Linked DNA regions of Homo sapiens: region 1 is linked to region 2. The links are chromatin contacts, found by Hi-C or POLR2A ChIA-PET in ENCODE. All regions are on one chromosome and are shown on one strand. Each heading gives the region's core, a stretch centred on a gene start or an enhancer-like site at or near the end of the contact. The rest is flanking DNA. Distances are from core to core; before and after follow the strand shown. Region 1 overlaps UNK (unk zinc finger). Region 2 holds the start of TRIM47 (tripartite motif containing 47).

Region 1 (5,447 bases), core at 251-2,750, 72 kb after region 2:
GAAGAATTTGAAGGTGTTTTTGGAACAGAAACAGTATGAGCTTAGAAACAGAGTATGTCTGGTTCTAAGAGCTCCCAGTACCTTCGTGGATGTGCGTGGAATAGGAAGGGAACTGGAAAAGAGAAAAGGAGGATGAGGTGAGGTACAGGAGGCAAACTGCAAATTTCAAGGGCCTCATCTCTGGGCTCCAGGTACATCCTGAAGACCCCAGGCAGAAATCTGGAAGCCTCCCTATGGCCTGATGCTCTTCTGGTCCCTTTGGCATTTGAAGCAAAGGTTCTTCTCCTTTACTGTCTGGTTAGACAAAAAGCTGTGCCCTCCTGCTACACAAAGGTACCACGCCTGGCACTGAGCTGGGATACCCATTCCTCAAACTGGTAGGACCATCCCTCTCCTGGGAGGTACATCCTCTTCCTGACTTTTTGGACCCACAAAGAAACTACCTCAGGAGGTAACAGAAAATGGGAGAGAAGGAACTTTCCTGAAAGAGGGAAGCTGGGCCCCGAGCCAGGAACACAGAAGAGTGAGGCATGGTTAGAATGGGCAGATTAAGGAAGGAACATCCAGTTAAACTGGAATCTCATATAAGCAATGAATAATATTTTAGCCTAATTAAGTCTCAAATATTGCATGGGACATACTTATCCTAAAGAAATTATCTGCTTCTGGTCAGGCACGGTGGCTCATGCCTGTAATCCTAGCACTTTGGGAAGCTGGGGCGGGCGGATCACCTGAGGTCTGGAGTTCAAGACCAGACTGGCCAAACTGCTGAAACCCGGTCTCTACTAAAAATATAAAAAAACGGCTGGGCACGGTGGCTCATGCCTGTAATCCCAGCACTTTGGGAGGCTAAGACGGGCAGATCACAAGGTCAACAGATCGAGACCATCCTGGCCAACCTGGTGAAACCATGTCTCCACTAAAAGAATACAAAAATTAGCTGGGCGTGGTGGCGTGTGCCTGTAGTCCCAGCTACTCAGGAGGCTGAGGTAGAAGTACCTGAACCCAGGAGGCGGAGGTTGCAGTGAGCCAAGATCGTGCCATTGCACTCCAGCCAGGGCAATAAGAGCAAAACTCCATCTCAAAAATAAATAAATAAATACATAAATACATAAATTATCTGTTTCCAACGTAACTGGCATCCTGTTTTGTTTTTAAGAGACAGGGTCTTGTTATGTTGCCCAGGCTGGAGTGCAGTGGCTGTTCACAGGCTCAATCATGGCATACCACAGCCTCAAACTCTCAGCCTCAGGCAATCCTCCTGCCCCAGTCTCCAGAGTAGCTGGGATTGCAGGTATACGCCACTATTCCCAGCTGGCATCCTTTATTTTTATTTGCTAAACCTGGTAGTTCTAAGAGTGACACATGCCTGCCTGGTGTCAGTGCCTCATGAAAGCACAGGGAGGCAGGAGGAGAAACCTAGGATATGTTCAGCCTGCCTCTGGGCACAGTCTGTCCTGGAGAAGGAAAGGTCCCCGAGGACAGGGGCTAGACCTGGTGAGCCTGCTGACTTGGGGCAGACATGTCCACAGTGCCACGTGCAGATGAGACTCCACAGAGGCTCTGGCTGGCAGGGCTCTCACAGATCAGGACAGACAGTGAGCTACAGATTCCATGTTAAGCCTCTTCACTTCCATTCCCACTGCCCTGGGTCAGGGACTTAAGACCTTTTCCTAAACTGACTTCCCTGTTTCTGGCCTTTCTCTGTCCAGATGACACTGCATGGTGCTCAACCCTCTTCCTAGAGCCCGAATTTAACTCTTACTATTATTATTATTTTTTTGAGACGGAGTCTCACACTGTTGCCTGGGCTAGAGTGCAGTGGCGCAATCTCAGCTCACTGCAATCTCTGCCTCCCAGGTTCAAGCAATTCTCCTGCCTCAGCCTCCCTAGTAGCTGGGATTACAGGCACCCGCCACCACGCCCAGCTAATGTTTTCTATTTTTAGTAAAGACAGGGTTTCACCATGTTGGCCAGGCTGGTCTCGAACTCCTGACCTTGTGATTCGCCCGCCTCGGCTTCCCAAAGTGCTGGGATTACAGGCGTGAGCCACCGCGCCCGGCCCAAAATTTAACTCTTGCTTTTTTTTTTTTGAGACGGAGTCTCCCTCTGTCGCCCAGGCTAGAGTGCAGTGGTGCGATCTTGGCTCACTCACCGCAACCTCTGCCTCCCAGGTTCAAGCAATTCTCCTGCCTCAGCCTCCCAAGTAGCTGAGACTACAGGTGCATGCTACCACGCCTGGCTAATTTTTTTTTTTGTATTTTTAGTAGAGACGGGGTTTCACCATGTTAGCCAGATGGTCTTGATCTCCTGAACTTGCGATCCGCCCGCCTCGGCCTCCCAAAGTGCCGGGATTACAGGCATGAGCCCCTGTGCCCGGCCAGCAAACTCTTCTTGTAAAGGACCAGATGGTAAATATTTTAGACTTTAGATTTCTTTTTTTTTTTTTTTTTGAGACGGAGTCTCGCTTTTTTGCCCAGGATAGAGTGAAGTGGTGTGATCTCAGCTCACTGCAATCTCTGCCCCTGGGGTTCAAGCGCCTCAGTCTCCCAAAGTGCTAGGATTACAGGCGTGAGCCACCACGCCCAGCGGACTTTAGATTTCTTTTTGAGGGGATAACAATTTGCAAAGTTGGGGGATCCCTTTCATCAAAATGGATTACAAATGTTCATTGTTAATTCTGATTCTATAATACATACATATATATTATACACACACACACACACACACACACACACACACACATTTTTCTTTTTATAAGGCAGGGGCTCGCTCTGTTGCCCAGGCTGGAGTGCAGCGGCTCAAGCAGGGCTCACTGCAGCCTTAACCTCCTGAGCTCAAGTGATCCTCCCACCTCAGCCTCTGGAGTAGCTGGACTATAGGCGCGTGCCCCCATGCCCAGCTAAATTTTTTTTATTTTTAGTACAGATAAGATCTCGCTATGTTACCCGGGCTGGTCATGAACTCCTGAGCTCAAGTAATCCTCCCCTGCTTTGACCTCCCAAAGTGCTGGGATTACAGGTGTGAGCCACCACACCTGGCCTGTAATGAGATTTTTATGTATTTCATCTTTGAAAATGTCTTTTCACATACATAGGTATTGCTAAATGCTGATAACATTCCACAAGCATGTGGGCTTGTTTTTTTTTTTTTTTTCCTTTTTGAGACAGTCTCACTCTGTCACCCAGGCTGGAGTGCAGTGGCGCAATAGCTCACTGCAGCCTCAACCTCCTGGGCTCAGGCGATCCTCCCACTTCAGCCTCCCAGGTAGCTGGGACCACAGCCACCATGCCCAGCTAATTTTTGTATTTTTTGTAGAGATGGGGTTTCACTGTGTTGCCAAGGCTCAAGCATATAATATTTTTTTTTTTTTTTTGAGATGGAGTCTCGCTCTGTGCCCAGGCTGGAGTGCAGTGGCGCAATCTCAGCTCACTGCAAGCTCTGCCTCCTGGGTTCACGCCATTCTCCTGCCTCAGCCTCCCAAGTAGCTGGGATTACAGGCGCCTGCCACCACGCCCGGCTAATTTTTTGTATTGTTAGTAGAGACGGGGTTTCACTGTGGTCTCGATCTCCTGACCTCGTGATCCACCCGCCTTAGCCTCCCAAAGTGCTGGGATTACAGGCGTGAGCCACTGCACCCGGCCAAGAATATAATTTTTATTCAGGATATCCATCTCTTAGATGACAATTGTAGAATTCTACTAATTTTTTTTTTAAGACAGAGTCTCGCTCTGTTGACCAGGCTGGAGTGCAGTGGCGCAATCTCGGCTCACTGCAACCTCTGCTTCCCAGGTTCAAGCGATTCTTCCTGCCTCAGCCTCCCGAGTAGCTGGGATTACAGGTGCCCGTGACCACACCTGGCTAATTTTTGTATTTTTTAGTAGAGACAGTGTTTCACCATATTTGCCCAGGCTGGTCTTGAACTCCTGACCTCAGGTGATCCGCCCGCCTCAACCTCCCAATGTGCTGGGATTACAGGCATGAGCCACCATGCCTGGCCAGAATTCTATTAATCTTAATACTTCTCTTTTAATCTCTTCCAGTTGAAGATTTGGCATAAACTCAGTTGCGCAGATTAATGGATTTTTTATTTTTATTTTTTAGATGGAGTCTCACTCTGTCGCCCAGGCAGGAGTGCAGCAGCGTGATCTCAGCTCACTGCAACCTCTGTCTCCCACACTCAAGCGATTCCCCTGCCTCAGCCTCCTGAGTAGCTGGGATTACAGGCATGCGCTACCACACCTGGCTAATTTTTGTATTTTTTGGTAGAGATGGGGTTTCCCCATCTTGGCCAGGCTGGTCTTGAACTCCTGACCTCAAGTGATCTACCCACCTTTGCCTCCCAAAGTGCTGGGATTATAGGCATAAGCCACCACGCCCACCCAGTGGATTTCAAATTAGAGAAATTTCCTTTGTGTTCACATTGAGATGCAAAATCCCTGATAGAACTATAGCCTGCATTTGGAACATGTGTGTAGGAATGGAGAGCTTGCCTTTGTTTTCACTTTTGCCAGCACAGGAAGTATACAAGGCAGTTTAACATGACATATGATTTAAACATTTGCTGTCATCAACATGACTTCCCTGAAGCATAGGGTTTGCATAAGCACTGTTTTACTTTGGAGTTTTAGGTTGAATTCATTAACAAACATTACCTAGTCTGCAGCAAAAGCTAATTTCCAAAGCCATTCAGCATTCAATAGTGGTTGGGAGCGATTCTCCTCATTCAGAAAATTTTCAATCTCAGCCCTGAGCTCAAAAAGTTGAAAGAAAACTACCACTGCTAAGCCATCAAACTACTGCGCGGCAGGGCACATCAGAATATTCAGCTTCTATTTCTGACAAAAACTTATGGAACTGATGATGATTCACAAAACCAAGTAAAATTACTGATGCTAAGAGTTCAATAACACATGATAAATTAAGATATTTTCTGCAAAGTACCTGCTGATGAATAACACAATGAATAAACCACCTTACATTTTCACAAGTTTTGTAAATTTGTCCAATTATTCTTCCGCTGTACACATATTTTTACCACCACCAGCTGTAAAAGATACTAGCAGATTACACTTTAGGTTGTACTGAATTAGTGTTTTCTTAGCTGTGGACTCACCGACAGCCAGGAAAAACCACATGAAATCGGCCTTCTTTTTGATGATGTCTGGCTCTGTCACCAGGCTGAAATGCAGTGGCGTGATCTAGGCTCACTGCAACCTCCGCCTCCCGGGTTCAAGTGATTCTTCTGCCTCAGGCTCCCAAGTAGCTGGGACTACAGGTGCCTGCCACAATGCCCAGCTAAATTTTTTTGTATTTTTTAGTAGAGACGGGGTTTCACCGTGTTGGGAGATCGATGGTCTTGATCTCCTGACCTCATGATGTGCCCGCCTTGGCCTCCCAAAGTGCTGGGATTACAGGTGTGAGCCACCGCGTCCGGCCTGTAATTT
Region 2 (5,629 bases), core at 3,130-5,629:
GTTGCCCAGGCTGGTCTCAAACTCCTGAGCTCAAGTCCTCGTGCCTTGGCTCCCAAAGTCCCAGGATTATAGGCGTGAACCACCACACCCAGCCACTTGTTTTTGTTTGATTTTTTTCCTTTTTTTCTCAAGCACTACTACTACAGCCAGACAGTCATATGTGAGATTTATAATTATTCAAGCTGCAACCTCTTGAGCTTAAATTCTGCTTCCTCTGCAGGACAAGTTATGTGACCTCTGGCAAGACATGGTACCTATCGGAATTCCAGTTGCCATCCTTTAGGATAGGGTCCTTGGACAGACAGAATGAGGGCAGGTGTGAACATGCTGAGCTCACATGGTGCCAGTTACCCTTGCCCTTGACTCTTAGACAATTCATTTTGAAGTGAACTAATACACTAGGCAAACAACTTCAAAACTCTGGAAATGGAAATGAAATAGCAAGATGCCAGGCTGGGCGCGGTGGCTCACGTCTGTAATCCCAGCACTTTGGGAGGCCGAGGCAGGCAGATCACCTGAGGTCAGGGGTTTGAGACCAGCCTGGCCAACATGGTGAAACCCCATCGCCACTAAAAAATACAAAATTTAGCCGAGCGTGGTGATGCATGCCTGTAATCCCAGCTACTGGGGAGGCTGAAGCAGGAGAATCGCTTGAACCCAGAAGGTGGAGGTTGCAGTGAGATGAGATTGCGCCACTGAACTCCAGCCTGGGCGACAGAGCGAGACTCCATTTGAAAAAAAAAGAAAAGAAGTAGCAAGATGCCACCACACTGACAAACCGCATCTCTGTGCTTTCCTCCTGGGGAGCAGATCTTTTCAAGCAGGGAGGACAGCAGGCTGTGGGTGGGGAGCAGAGGGTTGGCTGGGACCCAACCGGAAAGGCACCCCCTCCTTCCAGAACCAGGCAGGTTTGTGGCCTCACCAAACCCAGGCAGCCTGGGCACCAAAGCCACGGAGCAGGGTGGCACTGATGCCTGGGCCTCCCAACCGCTCCTGGGGCTTGGCAAACAAGTGATAGTCCTGATCAAGTGCTCTAGTGCTCTTGGTGGAAACCAATGTATGGAACTCATTACCCACCCTCCTGCCAAATCAGACACACCCAGGCCGGCTCCCTCTGCTACTCCCTCTGCCCGGAAGGTCTTTTCCCACCCCAGTCTCTGCCCGCCTGAGTCCTGGCAGTCTGTGAAAGCCCAGCTCAAATGCCACTTCCACAGTTCCCCAGCCTTTCCCATGGAGCCCCCAGGAGCAGATTGCACCGCTCTTTTGGCACTTGGAGTTGCAACAGTCTGAATGTGTGTGTACCCTCAGAATTGATGTGTTGAGATCCTGACCCCTAAGGTGATGGTCCTAGGAGGTGGGGTCTTCAGGTGGGCGGAGCCTCATTCATGGCATGAGTGCCCTTGTCCAAGGGGCCCCAAAGGCTCTCTGGCTGTCTCTTGGCCATGTGAGGACACAGTGGGAAGGCAGCCATCTACAACCCAGGAAGCAGCTCTCACTGGAACCCTGACTGTGCTGTCACCGTGATCGCAGACTTCCAGCCTCCAGAACTGTGAGGAGTGTCTGTTGTGTATAAGCCACCCAGTCTCTGGTGTTCTGGGATAGCAGCCCAGACACACTAAGACAGGGGTTCCTGAGTGCCTGGAGAGCCAGCTCCCTCCCCAAGAGGCTGGGTCCCTCCTTCTTTCTTTCTTCTTTTCTTTTCTTTTTTTTTTTTTTTTTTTTTTGAGATGGAGTCTCGCTGTGTCACCGAGGCTGGAGAGTACAGTGGCACAACCTCTGCCTCCTTGGTTCAAGCGATTCTCCTGCCTCAGACTCCCGAGTAGCTGGGAATACAAGTGTGTGCACCACCACGCCCGGCTAATTTTTTTGTATTTTTAGTAGAGATGGGGTTTCGCCATGTTAACCAGGCTGGTCTGGAACTCGTGACCTCAAGTGATCCGCCCGCCTCAGCCTCCCAAAGTCCTGGGATTCCAGGCGTGAGCCACCACACCCGGCACATTTGTGCTCTTTTGCTTGTGTTTTCTCCTCTTTAGCTCTGAACTCATGAAGTGCCTTCTGAACATTTCTAGTCTGGTCTCAGGGGACCTGAGGGTATTTTCCCACCCCCCAAGCCTAGAGAGCTGGGGAAACAGAGGCAGGAATGCAGACCCGGTGGGAGAGGTGGACAAGGGTTTGGGTGTGGGACAAGCAGCAGTGTGTGCTGAGGTTTAGGGAAGGGCCAGGGTCCTGGAACACAGAGAGGGCCAGGAACACCGGGGGACATGCATGACCTCTAGCACATTTGGGCCTGGGCCTCTCTCCAACATTTCCTTACTTATGCACTGTTATAGGTTGAATCCTGTTCCCTGAAAAAGACGTATTCGGATCCTAACCCCCAGGACCTGTGGCTGTGACCTTATTTGGAAATAGAGTATTTTCAGATGTGACTGAGTTAAGATGAGGGCATACTGGAGTAGAGCGTGCCCTAATCCAACAACTGGTGTCCTGATAAGAGGAAATGGGCACCGGGCACAGTGGCTCACGCCTGTAATCCTAGCACTTTGGGAGGCTGAGGCAGGCAGATTACTCGAGCCCAGCAGTTTGAGTGGGCAACAGAGCAAGACTCCCTAAAAAAAAAAAAAAAAAGGACATTTGAACACAGACACAGAGAAAAGGCAAATGACAACAGAGACTGATATTAGAGCGCATCTTACAGCTACAAGCCAAGGAACGCCAAGAATTGCCAGCCAGTACCAGAAGCTGGGACAGACGCCCAGGACAGAGTCTCCCTCAGATCCTGCAGAAGGAAGCCACGCTGCAGCACCTTACTGAAACACAGCATTTCTTTCTATTCCAAATGGAGAGAATACACCAGAGTGGTATGAGCAGTTACCTGTGACTTTGTCACTAACCAAAATTACAGATATCTCTGGGTGCGGTGGCTCATGTCTGTAATCCCAGCACTTTGGGAGGCCGAGGCGGGTGGATCACCTGAAGTCAGCAGTTCGAGACCAGCTTGGCCAACATGGTGAAACCCCGTCTCTACTAAAAATACAAAAATTAGCCAAATGTGGTGGCGGGCGCCTGTAATCCCAGCTACTCAAGAGTCCGAGGAGGGAGAATCGCTTGAACCCAGGAGACAGAGGTTGCAGTGAGCTGAGATTGCGCCACTGCACTCCAGCCTGGGCGACAAGAGCGAAACTCCATCTAAAAAAATAAAAATAAAAAAACATTATTTGGAATTTTCAATGCGAAATATGTCTGTTCTCCCCAGCTTGTTAATTTATTATTTATTTATATCGGCATGGACTCATAGATGTTTATTTTACACTTTGGGTTATAATCAGTGCTACTTTACTTATTTTGTTGTCATTCTGGTGTAGTGTTTTAACTTAACATTATTGAGATATAACTCATACAATAAAACGCACCACTTTAAGTGCATAATTAGATGAGCTTTAAATACTTCCAGTTGGGGAACCCCCAACCCCACCACAGGTGTCCCCAGTGTCCAGGGGCCAGAACTACATTCCTCAGACAAGGGACTTAGGGAATGACGTCAACTTCCCATTTCAGGTCTAGAAAAGTCCAAGTTCCCTACTTGGGGTAAAGAGTCGCTAAAGGAGCTGGGCGCTGTGGCTCACGCCTGTAATCCCAGCACTTTGGGAGGCCGAGGCAGGTGGATCACCTGAGGTCACGAGTTCAAGACCAGCCTGGACAAGGTGAAACTCCGTCTCTACAAAAAAATACAAAAATTTGCCTGGTGTGGTGGCAAGCGCCTATAATTCCAGCTACTTGGGAGGCTAAGGCAGGAGAATCACTTGAATCCGGGAGGCGGAGGTTGCAGTGAGCCGAGATAGCGCCCCTGCACTCCAGCCTGGGCGACAAGAGAGGAACTCTGTCTCAAAAAAAAAAAAAAAAAGAGTCGCTAAGGGGCAAAAACATATGTACATCAGCAGTTATTTTTCTCTGCAGTCAGCAGCTCAGGAACTTTGCTAAGGGTGCCAGGGAGGGGTCGAGCGCAAAGGTGCAGGCATGACACAGCTAGACGCGCCCAGCCCCTGCGGAGCGCTGGCCTGGCCCAGAAGGACCAGAGGGATGGAGGCTGAGTCCTTCCCATTCCTTCCACTGTACCTCTCGCGTTCTCCGCCCGCGCTCACTCAGTTTCACACCCTTTCAGCAGCGCCCTTCCTTAGGACCACGCGGACTCCCCTGGGGGTCGCGCGGGCTCGGAGGCCTCCCTGCGTTGTCTGGGCGGGGACTGGGAGTCCGCGGGCCCGCAGGCGGGCGGTGCTGCGGGGCGGGCCGAGCTGGGGGCGGGCGGGGGCCGGAGCCCTGGCCTAGGTCCCAGGGGGAGGTGCCGCGGCGCGAACGGCCCGGGTCCCTCCCAGGCCGGAGCACAATCGGCGGCGCCCTGGGCGGCCGCGGAGTCATGGACGGCAGTGGACCCTTCAGCTGCCCCATCTGCCTAGAGCCACTCCGGGAGCCGGTGACGCTGCCCTGCGGCCACAACTTCTGTCTCGCCTGCCTGGGCGCGCTCTGGCCGCATCGTGGCGCGAGTGGAGCCGGCGGACCCGGAGGCGCGGCCCGCTGCCCGCTGTGCCAGGAGCCCTTCCCCGACGGCCTTCAGCTCCGCAAGAACCACACGCTGTCCGAGCTGCTGCAGCTCCGCCAGGGCTCGGGCCCCGGGTCCGGCCCCGGCCCGGCCCCTGCCCTGGCCCCGGAGCCCTCGGCACCCAGCGCGCTGCCCAGTGTCCCGGAGCCGTCGGCCCCCTGCGCTCCCGAGCCGTGGCCCGCGGGCGAAGAGCCAGTGCGCTGCGACGCGTGCCCCGAGGGCGCGGCCCTGCCCGCCGCGCTGTCCTGCCTCTCCTGCCTCGCCTCCTTTTGCCCCGCGCACCTGGGCCCGCACGAGCGCAGCCCCGCCCTCCGCGGACACCGCCTGGTGCCGCCGCTGCGCCGGCTAGAGGAGAGCCTGTGCCCGCGCCACCTACGGCCGCTCGAGCGCTACTGCCGCGCGGAGCGCGTGTGTCTGTGCGAGGCCTGCGCCGCACAGGAGCACCGCGGCCACGAGCTGGTGCCGCTGGAGCAGGAGCGCGCGCTTCAGGAGGTGGGCTCCGGGGGCACACTCGGGTGAGCCGGGGCTGGTGACCGACCGCGCGCGAGCGGGCCGAGGACCTTGGACCCCCCAGTCTTCCCGGGTTGGGTCTTAATCTCCTCCTCTAACCTGAGGATCTTTGCGGTCCCTTCCAGCCTTGACAAGGTCATCTGCTGGCGGTGATGGAGATGGGAAGGGAGGAAGGAGGGACGTGAGAACAGGACAAGGACGCGAAGAGCGGGCAGGGGACCTGAAGCCGGGCCGGGGTCTATGGGGGTGTAGGCGGGAGGGAGCCGGGTTAGGCCCGCGGGGTTCCGGTAGCGTGGCTGCTGCTCCCGCCCGGAGGGTCACGCCGGTCTCAGCTCAGATTTGCCCTGGGCTGAGGCAGCAGCTTTCGATGGGTGTGGCAGGCGGCAGGAGGGCGGCAGAGGGCGACCGGGCACACAGATTCTCTGTCCAGCTGTTCCGGGGGCCAGTGGTGGGAGCATGTGAGCCGCGGCCTCTACCTCCCGCCCCCAGTTTCCTTTGGCCTCCAGCCCGGTCTTGGCGCCTCTG

The links. A loop is a pair of places that touch in the nucleus more often than their neighbours do. ChIA-PET counts read pairs that join two places held with the same protein, here RNA polymerase II (POLR2A). Pooled maps may share reads with other maps.
Region 1: a loop to region 2 is called in a map of cardiac septum, with 4 times the contacts of the local background. The contact joins the enhancer-like site here to the promoter of TRIM47 in region 2. A Hi-C loop is called at or near these places in 1 of 168 maps with a recorded cell type or tissue (cardiac septum) and 3 of 50 pooled maps. POLR2A ChIA-PET finds 5 or more read pairs at or near these places in 7 of 52 experiments (BJ, GM12878, H1 and 4 more).

Annotation. Positions count from the first base shown.
Region 1 is chr17:75,803,109-75,808,555 of GRCh38, reverse strand. All of the region lies in intron 1 of UNK (unk zinc finger), which reads right to left. Among named protein-coding and RNA genes, the nearest start is that of UNK, 21 kb to the right of the region's middle. Within about 2 kb of position 1,500, at least 2 of the 41 ENCODE cell types and tissues checked have a DNase peak (open chromatin) inside an H3K27ac peak, as active enhancers do.
Region 2 is chr17:75,877,331-75,882,959 of GRCh38, reverse strand. It overlaps TRIM47 (tripartite motif containing 47), which reads left to right and starts at 4,379. Exons shown (of 6, transcript NM_033452.3): 1 at 4,379-5,086. The coding sequence starts at 4,412. It also overlaps a transcript of TRIM65 not described here. RefSeq lists silencers at 4,195-4,544, 4,675-5,054, 5,065-5,244 and enhancers at 4,089-5,004, 5,005-5,629.